2 separate regions of the Mus musculus genome follow, and region 2 is linked to region 1. Evidence: chromatin loops called from intact Hi-C (ENCODE). Cell type or tissue: gastrocnemius. All regions are shown on one strand. Each heading gives the region's core, and the rest is flanking DNA. Links, peaks and the distances in the headings are about the cores only. Region 1 overlaps Cux2 (cut-like homeobox 2). Region 2 has its middle 4.1 kb from the start of Gm52786.

The links. Peaks named below come from ENCODE experiments on the same cell type or tissue, not always from the same donor. Only the 100,000 strongest peaks of a DNase experiment are listed, where the experiment ranks them.
Region 2: a loop joins it to region 1, with 8 times the contacts of the local background. A loop is called at or near these places in 21 of 42 quality-filtered maps.

The regions. Positions count from the first base shown.
Region 1 is chr5:121,869,226-121,874,595 of GRCm38, reverse strand. It overlaps Cux2 (cut-like homeobox 2), which reads left to right. Exons shown (of 23, transcript NM_001312908.1): 16 at 295-939; 17 at 1,445-1,546; 18 at 4,816-5,370. The region is part of intron 1 of Gm52785 (a long non-coding RNA gene); the gene reads right to left. Among named protein-coding and RNA genes, the nearest start is that of Gm52785, 4.6 kb to the right of the region's middle. In gastrocnemius, for the core only: a CTCF peak has its summit at 2,254 (motif pointing left); DNase peaks (open chromatin) are centred at 2,241 and 2,868; H3K27ac peaks cover 928 bases.
Region 2 is chr5:122,056,517-122,061,886 of GRCm38, reverse strand. No RefSeq gene overlaps it. Among named protein-coding and RNA genes, the nearest start is that of Gm52786, 4.1 kb to the right of the region's middle. In gastrocnemius, for the core only: CTCF peaks have their summits at 2,345 (motif pointing right) and 4,048 (motif pointing right); DNase peaks (open chromatin) are centred at 2,349 and 4,045; H3K4me3 peaks cover 964 bases; H3K27ac peaks cover 828 bases.

The sequences.
Region 1 (5,370 bases), core at 300-5,299:
ATAATGTCCCCAATGGCAGCAGGTGGGTCCCACAAGCTAGCATTTGAAGGGGGTCTGAGGAGGTGGGGTTCGAGAATGAGGGACAACAGCAAGCATGGGTATTTATGGCTTCTGAGACCTATAGCTAGTCCCTCATCCTGTCCCCCCATTACCCCATATCCTCTGTCTCTGCTCTCTCTCTCTCTCCCTTTCTAACCATCTCTCTTGCCTCTGCACATCCCTCCCCTCCATCACAATTGGTCCCTCTGCACCTCTGTCTGTCTGTCTGTCTGTGCATCCCCCCTGGTGTTCTAGAGGAAGACCCCTCGGAGGATGACTCCATCAAGGGCTCACTGGGCACGGAGCCCCCCTACCCTCCTCAGCTTCCACCTCCGCCAGGCCCGGAAGACCCGCTGTCCCCAAGCCCTGCGCAGCCCCTGCTGGGCCCCAGCCTGGGTCCTGATGGGCCAAGGACTTTCTCGCTGTCCCCCTTCCCCAGCCTGGCCCCGGGGGAGAGGCTGGCTGGGGACTCACTGCTATCCAAACATATGATGGGCCCAGCTGCCTTCAAAGGGGAGACGGGAAACCTGCTGGCATTCCCCCCGACTTTCTACGGTGGTGCCAAGCCTCCATCAGCTCCTGCTGCCTCCGTGCCCTGCCCCGAGCCCACAGGGGCCCCGGAGGCTGTGGATGGGGCTGGGCCAGAGGAGGAGCAGCTGGACACGGCTGAGATCGCCTTTCAGGTGAAGGAGCAACTTCTCAAGCACAACATTGGCCAGCGCGTGTTTGGCCACTATGTGCTGGGACTGTCGCAGGGCTCGGTGAGTGAGATCCTGGCCCGGCCCAAGCCGTGGCGTAAGCTCACGGTGAAAGGCAAGGAGCCCTTCATCAAGATGAAGCAGTTCCTGTCGGATGAGCAGAATGTGCTGGCCCTGCGCACCATCCAGGTGAGGCAGCGAGGTAAGCCACGGAGGAGCCCCACCGCCATCCAGAGCTGTGGGTGACCCCGGGGTGGGTGAGCCACCACCCTGTGCCTTGGTTTCCCTATTTCGAGGGACAGACTCGTGACCTTGCTCCCTCCTGCACTGGGCCACCCCTCCCTCCCTCTGCAGCCCTTTCTGGGCAGTTAAGCCCCAGCTCTGGGCTGATTCCTCAGTTTCCACCTCCCACCCCATTCTCGACATTGGCCCGTGGGGGAGGGGCTAAAAGGACCCAGAGCTCCGAACTGCTTAAGAAGTGTCCGCTGTTGCCATAATCATCCTGGCCCATTAACCAGCCCTAACCACTGACCTAGCACGCACAGGGTCCTAGTTCCAGCCCCAAAGCCGGAGTCACTACACCACCTACCATTTGTCACCCTCCCCACCCACCCCAGGACAATCTGGTCCATACCCTCCTGCCCACCTCCAGGGCCTGACCCCGCCCCCTGCAGGCCCCACAGCCGCCACCTTCGTGCCCCTCCCAGGCAGCATCACCCCGAGAATCCGCACACCTGAGACAGGCTCGGACGACGCCATCAAGAGCATCCTGGAGCAGGCCAAGAAGGAGATAGAGTCTCAGAAGGGGGGTAAGTGTGGCCTCTGCCCATGACCTCTGATCCTTGCCTGCATCTCCTCTATCATCCCAGGGTGTTCCCAGGTCAGTTGTAACCTCCAGGGCCCCAGAAGGGCCTTCCTGGAACACACGCAGGTATGCCACAGCTCAGGTCTCTCCCGTGTCTCACTACCTGCCCCATAACAAAATCTCAGCTGTTCAGCAAGACATCCGGACCCTGAGACTATCCCCTTTCCCAGGACATCTAGCCAAGCGCCACTCTCTTAAGTGTCACCTCCTCCAGGAAGCCCCCCCCCCCTATCCTGGTATGCTTCCCACTGTGGCCTACAGTACCAAATACAAGATAGCAGGACTGGCCATAAATCCTGGTTCAGCTGTTGATTAGCTGTGTGGCCTTGTATTGATGACTTGACCTCTCTGTGCTTCCCTCCTCTCATCTTTAAGACGGGAATGATATTAGCTCTCCTTTCTGAAGGCTAAGGGGATCACCAGCCAGGGGCAGGTACACAGAAGACTGTAGGCAGAGTCTTAGAGTCAAAACCACCTTCTTTGTTGTGATCCTGCCTGCCATCAATGGCTCTGGCCTTGTCCCTGCCAATGGCTTGGGGGCTTCTATGGCTAGGCCAAGTTATACACTTAACACCCTGCAGTGTTGGTTGCCTGGGATCCTGGGATGCTGGGCTCAGTTCTCCCACCCCACTGTGCGGTGTCTGCTGCCCCCTGCTGGTGGATCCGTGCATGTATTCCAGTTGCAAAGTCCTATGAGGAAAATCTATCCGTGACTGTGGCCTTCAGTGGAGACCCGCCTCTGTCCCTAGGAGAGGCCACAGGAGAGGGAGTTTACCCTGCCCTACCAGCTAATCCTCTGAGCCATTCATGATTTTTTTTTTTAAATACAGGGTTTCTGTGTGTAGCTTTGGCTGTCCTGGAACTTTTTCTGGAGACCAGACAGGCCTTGAACTCAAAAGAGTTCTTACTTACTCTTACTGGGACACCTTAGCCTCCCAATTGCTGGGATTAAAGGTGTGCCCCACCACCACCACCATCATCACCACCAGGCTCCCACTGAATGCTAGTCCGGAGCTGCAGATGTGAAGCGTGAGCTGCAGATGTGGCTGAGGCGTAGCAGCACAGCCTTGAGTTCAGTTACACAGACCCTGGGTGTCTGACGTTCTCAGTGCTTCCCCCAGGGTCAGAAACAGACTCGGAAGCATTAAAGTCAGCAGCGGGGCTGAAGGGAGTGTTCACACTCAGTACTAAGCTATAAGGGTGGCCACTCCCACTTCTACCTCCTACCCCAATATGTTCCAAACAGCTGGGAAGGCCCAGCCCAGGGCACCAGGCATGGCCGAATGCCAGCTCCAGGCGTGTTCTTGACAAAACCAAAGGAAGTGTCCAGGGTGGAGGTGGGTGGGCAGGCATTTATACAAGCTGCTCATAACAATGACAGGCTAGTCAGTGCTGGTGGTGGTGGTGGTGGTGGTGGTGGTGGCGGCGGCGGAGGCGGTGCACGCCTTTAATCCCAGCACTCAGGAGACAGAGGCAGGCGGATCTCTGAGTTCGAGGCCTACACTCTGGTCTACAGAGTGAGTTCCAGGACAGCCAGAGCTACACAGAGAAACCCTGTCTCGAAAAGAGAGAGACAGAGACAAAGACAAGCCGCTTCCCACTTCAGCCTCCCCAGCCTGTTGCTGGACTTTGAAGTCATGTGACTGGCACTTCCTGGGTTGTCATCCCTTCCTGTTTTAAATGTTTTTCTAGGTTCCTACTTGGATCCACGCTGGGTTACTTTCCGAGACTCAATGCTGGTCTATTGCTTTTAGTTTGAAAAACAAAATGTCATTCTAATGGCTGTGTCGTGGGCCCAAGGGTGGAGGCTACCCAGGGACACAGGATCATGGAGGAAGGCCATGGTGACCTGTCTGGCTCAGTAGTCAGAGAACACTGTCTAGAAGGGAGAGAGAGGCAGCCCCTAGTCACACCCGGCTCCATTGCTGTCCTGAGACACGGCCTGGGTCTGTGACATCCTCTCTGCTTACTCCTTGTGTGGACTTCCTGTTTGTCTTCCTTTGCTTATTCATAGAACCAACTGAGCCCCTGGGACTTATGACTCCGACCCAAGACTCTGTGTGCGTCTGACCTGACACTCCCCCTCCCCTCCCCCCCTCCCCGCTCCTCCCCTTCTCTTCCCTCTCAGATAGCTGTCAGCCTGGTTTTTTCCTATCAGTCCATTGATGAGACTTTCCCCTGCACCTTGTGGTTTAATTAGCTTGCTTGGTAGCTTGTGGAGACTTAGACTTTGAATCACCTTCCCTTCCCCCACCCCAACCCTGAGACAAGCTTTCTCTGTGTAGCCCTGGCTGTCCTAGACTCACTCTGTAGACCAGGCTGGCCTCTAACAAACTCCCAGAGACCCGCCTGCCTCTGCCTCCTGATTGCTGGGATTAAAGGTATGCCCGACCTCATTAACCACTGGTTTTTCTTTTTCTTTTTTTTTTTTTTTTTTTTTTTTTTGGTTTTTCGAGACAGGGTTTCTCTGTATAGCCCTGGCTGTCCTGAAGCTCACTTTGTAGACCAGGCTGGCCTGGAACTCAGAAATCTGCCTGCCTCTGCCTCCCGAGTGCTGGGATTAAAGGCATGCGCCACCACGCCCGGCTGTTTTTTCTTTGGATGGTTGGGTTTCCACCACGGGCTTTTGCTATAGAATTCATGAGCGCATCTTTGAGTTACTGCCTCTTTCTTGACCTTCTTAGGCTTTCACGAGGTTGGTTTGTATAAATGTATAACAGCGTGTATAAAAGGCGTGCTTTTTGTGGGTTTTGGCTTTGTTTTTTTTGTTTGTTTGTTTTGGGTTTTTTTTTTCAATATTTATTTAATGTAAGTACACTGTAGCTGTCTTCAGACACACCAAAAGAGAACATCAGATTTCATTACAGATGGTTGTGAGCCACCATGTGGTTGCTGGGATTTGAACTCAGGACCTTTGGAAGAGTAGGTGCTTTTAACCTCTGAGCCATCTCACCAGCCCCTTGGCTTTGTTTTAACACTGCCTCCTCTCCTTGTTCACTTTCTCCACATATACTAAGATCTTACTATTGGCCTGATTTTTTTTTTAATGCCTGCCTAATATTGCACCAGACAGTCAGACAAGACCCACCATGACTTACTTAACCAGTCTTCCCATTGTAGAACACCGAGGTTGCCCCCATGTTTAGATGGTATAAACACAGATGCCACATACAACTATGTCACGATGATGGGCCCCTGTCCACCCCATCACAGGTGAGTCCAAGAACTCCCCAGCCTCCGTGAGCATCCCCAACGGCACAGCCTCCTCCAGCACCTCGGAAGATGCCATCAAGAACATTCTGGAACAAGCCCGCCGAGAAATGCAAGCCCAGCAGCAGGCCCTGCTGGAGATGGAGTCGGGTCCCAGGGGCCGCTCAGTGCCTCCCTCTCCTCCGGAGCGGCCCTCGCCAGCCACTGCGAGCCAGAATGGGGCCCTGACCTGCGTGAAGCAGGAAGATGGCGGTGGTGGCAGCGGCAGCAGCAGCACTGTGCAGGCGCCGCTTGCTGTCTTGTCCCCCGCTGCATTTGTGCAGCGGATCATCCGCAAGGTGAAGTCGGAGATCGGCGATGCCGGCTACTTTGACCACCACTGGGCATCAGACCGTGGTTTGCTCAGCCGTCCCTATGCCTCCGTGTCGCCCTCCCTCTCCTCCTCCTCCAGCTACTCCGGACAGCCCAATGGGCGAGCCTGGCCTCGTGGGGACGAGGCAACCATCGCCCCTGAGGACGAAGCAGCTATGGGCGAGGACGAGGCCCCCAGGGTGGGAG
Region 2 (5,370 bases), core at 206-5,205, 190 kb before region 1:
AGAAAACGGGACATCAGCCATCTTCCTTTGGTCTCCCGATGTGTATGTGCATCTGCACACAGACACACACACATGCACATACACATGCATGCGCACATGTACTCACATGTATATACATATGCATCTGTGGGCACACACAGTCACACATGTATTCACATGTACACACATACACACATATGCACGCATGTACCCACAAAAATACACACATGCATTTATGGGCACACAGAGACACACACGTATACCCAATGTGCACACATGGGCACACACATAAACACATATACAATTACACACATGCATGCACACATTTATGTATATGGGCATAGACATGAACACAGATGTATGCACACATGCACATATACATGCATACACATTACACAAACACATATGCATGCACACACACATCTATGGACATACACAGACATATGCACATATGTATCCTATGGAATGACAGACCACGTAGGACCTCCTTTCTGGAAGCCCTCCTCCCACTTCCCAGTTATGGCTGCTCACAAGATTGTGCCCAGCAAGGGACAGCTCTGTTTATCTGTGTGAGAAACGGGGCCTCTAAGGGGCTCAGGGCTGGAGAGCCCACCCAGAGCCACACAGTATTGTGACTTTGGATAGCTTTCCCCAAGAACCCGGAGACTGCAGAGCCCGGGTGGGGTCAAATAGGAGGGGAGGGCAGCCTGGGAATGTCAAGGGGTTGGGGGCGGGGCTCTTAGGGCAAGAGAGGAAGCTAACTCTACTGTCGTATTTCATTGGTTAGAGTAGGTCATGTGACCACAAGCTCACATGGCCATGAGAAGGTCACTTGGAGAAGTCGGGGGGGGGGGGGGGGGCGGGGCAGACTTGGGGATCACCCGAAGTGGGGTGGGCAACGTAGAGGAGGAGGCAGGGGTGAGGGGAAGGGAGTCATGGCCTTCCCCCACAGTATTCTGAAGAAAGAAGCTCAGGCCCAGAGAGGTTGCGAGTCTGCCCTGAGACTGAGCCGCCATGGATTCAGGATTCAAACTTGATTCAGCCATGCTAGGTAGTGAGTACCTTCTAAAGAGTTTGAAGAGGTGCTGTTTCCTAAGCCTGTATCTCTTTTACTGTTGTCTCTTGCCTGCGCCACCTCCTTCACCTGCAGTACTTAGTAGGTGTCCAACCAGCTGCCTTATTCACCCCCCACCCCAGGCTCTCTCAAGCCCTAGGGGGCCATTGTATTGCTACTTCTCCCCAGGGGTTGGAAGGAAGGGCTTGATTGTCAGGCACCCCAATCCATATCTAAATACAGATTTCGAACACTGAGGAGCCTTCTGGACCTCCTCTGGGGTACCTGAGACAGCTCAGTGGGGGAACTGGGACAAGGAGAGAGACAGCCAGCTCTGAACTGGCTTGCCTGGATTCATAATCCCCATCCAAAAGCCCTGGTCAGTGACAACTCTGCCTCAGTGTTTCCATCTGAGAAGTGGGTTCAATCCTTGTGGGGTCGTGAAGGTAGTGAGTTAGCTTGTACTTAGAGCAGTATCTGGGATCATAATTAATTCGAATTGTTGCTTCGGCTCCTGCGGGTCACTGACCTTCAAGCACCAAAGTCCAGATGGCAGCACCTGCTCGTTTGCGTTGGGCTCTGGACACTTTTCTCTCAGCCGTAGCACACCGAGGTTCTCATTGTGCAAATGGGGAAACCGAGGCTCCAGGAAGTGGGGTGAGTTCTTCAAGCCCACACCTAAGAAGTGGTCAAGCCAGGACTTGAATTGGATTTTGGAGCAGGACCCCTCTATTTTCAGTCCTTTTTAGGGTCACTCGGAGGCCATCCTGGACTGGTTTGGAGAAATAACCTGAATAGGAAGTGGGCGTGGCTTCCGTGCGATTCCGATTCACTCCTCCAACTGTCCCACGGGGGATTTAGACCCATTGTCGGGGGTCGGGGTGTGGGGGGGGAAGATGCTCAGAGATGTGGAGTCCCTTTTCTGGAACGCAGCTGGGAAGGGGTGGGGGCTGGGATCAACACCGTCCTTGAACTTGGGTCTGAGGCCAAGTGCCGCTCAGCTTCACCAGGAGCCGCAGCTGCTTTGCAGCCCGCGTCATGACGTCACATGCTTGCTCTAAATGCGTTTTTTTGTTTGTTTTGTTTTGTTTTGTTTTTTTTTTACTTAACCCAGACTGTCAGCCGGGCAGATGAGGTCACGGAAGAGTCGCCAGCTGTGCCTCCCGTCTGAGTTCTTTGGGTGCTGCTGCGTGGGGGGAGGGGGAAGGGAATAGAGCGAGGAGAGCCCCTGAACAAGGCAGAGGGTCCTCCAAATGTCCAGCAGCCTCTGGTCAAGGGGCCCTGCGTTGGCGTACAGTCGGCATTTACGCGAAGTGTCCACCAGGTGGGGCTTGTGCCCAAGCCAGGTGCTGTAAGTTCTGGGAGGGTTGCCTAGCTCCACAGAGGCGGGTAGACCCTGGGGTTAGGGGTGAGGAGGTGGGATGGAGTGGGGTGGGGTGGGGTGGGGGTACCACACGTGCCCTGTGTGCTTGCAAGGCTGCGGTACTCGGGTATGTCCCTGAGAAGCTGTCTCTGGCTCGTGTGTTAACTTGCGTGAAGAGTTATGCGCATGTGCGTGAAAACGTGCACCTTTTGTACGTGTGTGCAGAGCGGCCTAGACATGGTGCCTGTGGGCGCAGCTAACGCAAAGTGTGGGCCGCATCCCTGAGTGTTCGTGTCTCTGGGCTCATGTGTGTGCCTGTGTGTGCAGAGATGAGTGGAGAGGGTGTGGGTGTGTAGAGATCCAACATGAATCTAGCTCTTGAGTTCGATTGAGTCTCCCTCTTAGGTAGTTTGGAGGCCGGGGAATAGAAAGGCTGACCTTTTGGGACACCATCTGCATAAAAACATTGCACAGGTACCCCGAGTCAGGCACTGATGGGGGTGGGGGTTGACCTCTTCAGCCTTGCGTCTTCGAAGGTCTCTGGAGTGAAGGAGGGCTTCTAGAACCTTCTTTCAGGGTTTGTTGAGTCCCTTCAAGGGGAGCCGCAGACAAAGGATACAGAAAGGATTGGATTCCTAACCGGGACAGGGACAGTGTTCCAGGAAGGAGTCAGAGGTGTACCATGTGCAGAGAAAACAGAGGTCCCTGGGAGGCTGACGGGCTGTGACTCAGGAACTGGCTGTCTGGGTCACAGACATGTGTCCCTCCCACCTTTCATTCCATTGGTGGCCACAGCCTCAATGGCTTCTTTATCCCCTTCCCCCTGGCCCAAGGCTAGTGTGGCTGGGAGTGTGCCTCCTACCCAACTTCCAAATCATGCTCAGCTTCATCCTGATGAGCTAGCTGTGCCTGTCTCTCTGGGCCTCAGTTTGTTGACCTGGAAAATGGGCACAGCCGTGTCTGCTAATAAGGGGTCAAGGCAAATCCTGGTGCCACCTCCATGTGAAGCAGGCACAGGAGCCTGTAATGGTGATAACTTGAAGGTACAGAAACTAGGTGAGAGACATTCTTCTCATCTTAGTAAAGCAGTCACAGAATTCTCCCTTTTTTGTTTGATTCACGGCCGGTCCCCAGTTAAAGGTGAGCCCCCCCCCCCATATGCTTCAGGAGAGAGGACAGAGGGAATGAGGGAGACGGAGGAGCTGGGAAGACAGTGGAGAGAAGGCATGTGTGGTTGGAGAGAAATTAAGAAATAGAAATGAGAAGCTGGGAACAGTGGTGCTTGCCTGTCATCTCAGCACTCAGGAAGCTGAGGCAGGAGGATGACAAGTTTGAAGACAATTTGGAATACAGAGTGAGACTCTAACCCCTCCCCTCCTGAGACTGGAGTAGCTCCATGTTCCTCATCCCAGGGTTTCTTTGGGGATGGGTAGAGGTTTTCCTCAGAGGACAGGGCAGGTTCATGACCACCCTGCAGGCTGACGAGGGGTAGAGGCCACTCATGCCAGCGGCTAGTATCTTGGAGGCCGGGGCCTTGTGGGTGTCCTGTATTCCTCAGATGCTGTCTCTGTTTTTTGTTTTTGTTTTTTAATAGATTTACCCTTTTTATTTATGTGTATCGCTATGCACACATGTGTGCAGTACCCACCAAGTCCAGAAGAGGGCGACAGAACCCTAGAGTTGAATTTACAGGTTGTTATGTGCTGCCCAGAATGGGTGTTGGGAATCAAACCCTGGTCCCCTGGATAAGCAGTGAGTGCTCTTATCCACGGAGCCATCCCTTTAACCCCTTGATGGCTGTTTCTGAGGTCATCTGCTATAGTGTGTGGTTTGAATACTCAGGGACTTCAGTATGATATGGAGCCAGAGGGTACTTCTGAGACTGAAGTGGCCTCTGTGTACTTAAGAGCCCAGTTTAGTGACAGGTAGGCTCTTAGGAGGCTCAGTGAGCTGCCCCTCAAGATACTCTGGAAGCTGCCAGTGGCTATGTGGCATTTGGTCCTCAGGGTGCTCAATGGATGCCCAGTCCTAATTCTGATTACAAAGCAGAATTCTGGGCAGAATCCAGGATTCTTATGTTACAATGGCTACTACAACGTTGAAAACCAAAGAGCCTGAGGGTAGAGCTCTGGGGTAGCGTGCTTGCCTAGTGTGGGCGAGGCCCTAGGTTGGACCTCTGCGGTGCAGGTGCCATGCAGTGAAGATGGCTTCCTAAGGATATTCTCTCTGTTCTGCGCTAGTGGAAGAGACCAATAGTTTGAGCTTTAAACTCACTAATGTGAAGCTGGGCGTGCTGTCACAGGCCTGTCTTCTCAGTAGCAGGAAGGAGGGCCAGAATCAGGGCTAGCCTCAGCTACATGGAAGATTTGAGGCTAGCCTGGGCAATATGAGAGCCTGCCTCAAAATAAACGGATCAATTAAAGGGTAAAAGCAGACAGACCATGGCATGCTGAGGTCCCCTTGAAGCAGGTCCTGGTGTGTGGTGTGGGGTAGAGGTCTAATTGAGTTGGGTGTGTCTCATCCCACTCCCACTCCCCGAAACCCACTCCCACACTATGCAGTTAACCCAGCTTGCCCAGAATTCTCTGAGGTCCAAATCTGTCTTTTCCTTTCTGGTTTCTGGGACTGGCTTTTTCCATCTATTTGAGCGTGTCAACTCCGTGTGAGCGAATGAATCCTTCCCGGCTTCTCATTCTGTCCTTGTCCTTCCTCCTCCCCCTCTCTGTCATCCTGTCGGTGGTGACAGTCTTGCTATCTGATGGGAAAGTTCTCCCCAAGCCCAGCAGCCTTGAGAGACGGCCCAGCTGCTTTTAACCCTTGTGACTTCATAATAATTTAGAATGGCAGGTTTCAGGAGTAGCCCTAGCTGCTGTTTCAGTGGGAACAGCCTGAATTTATGGACACAGTTAAGAAGAAGAAGAAGAAGAAAGACGGTGTCCTGGCTGTGACCACAGCAGCTCCCTGCTTGGCTTTC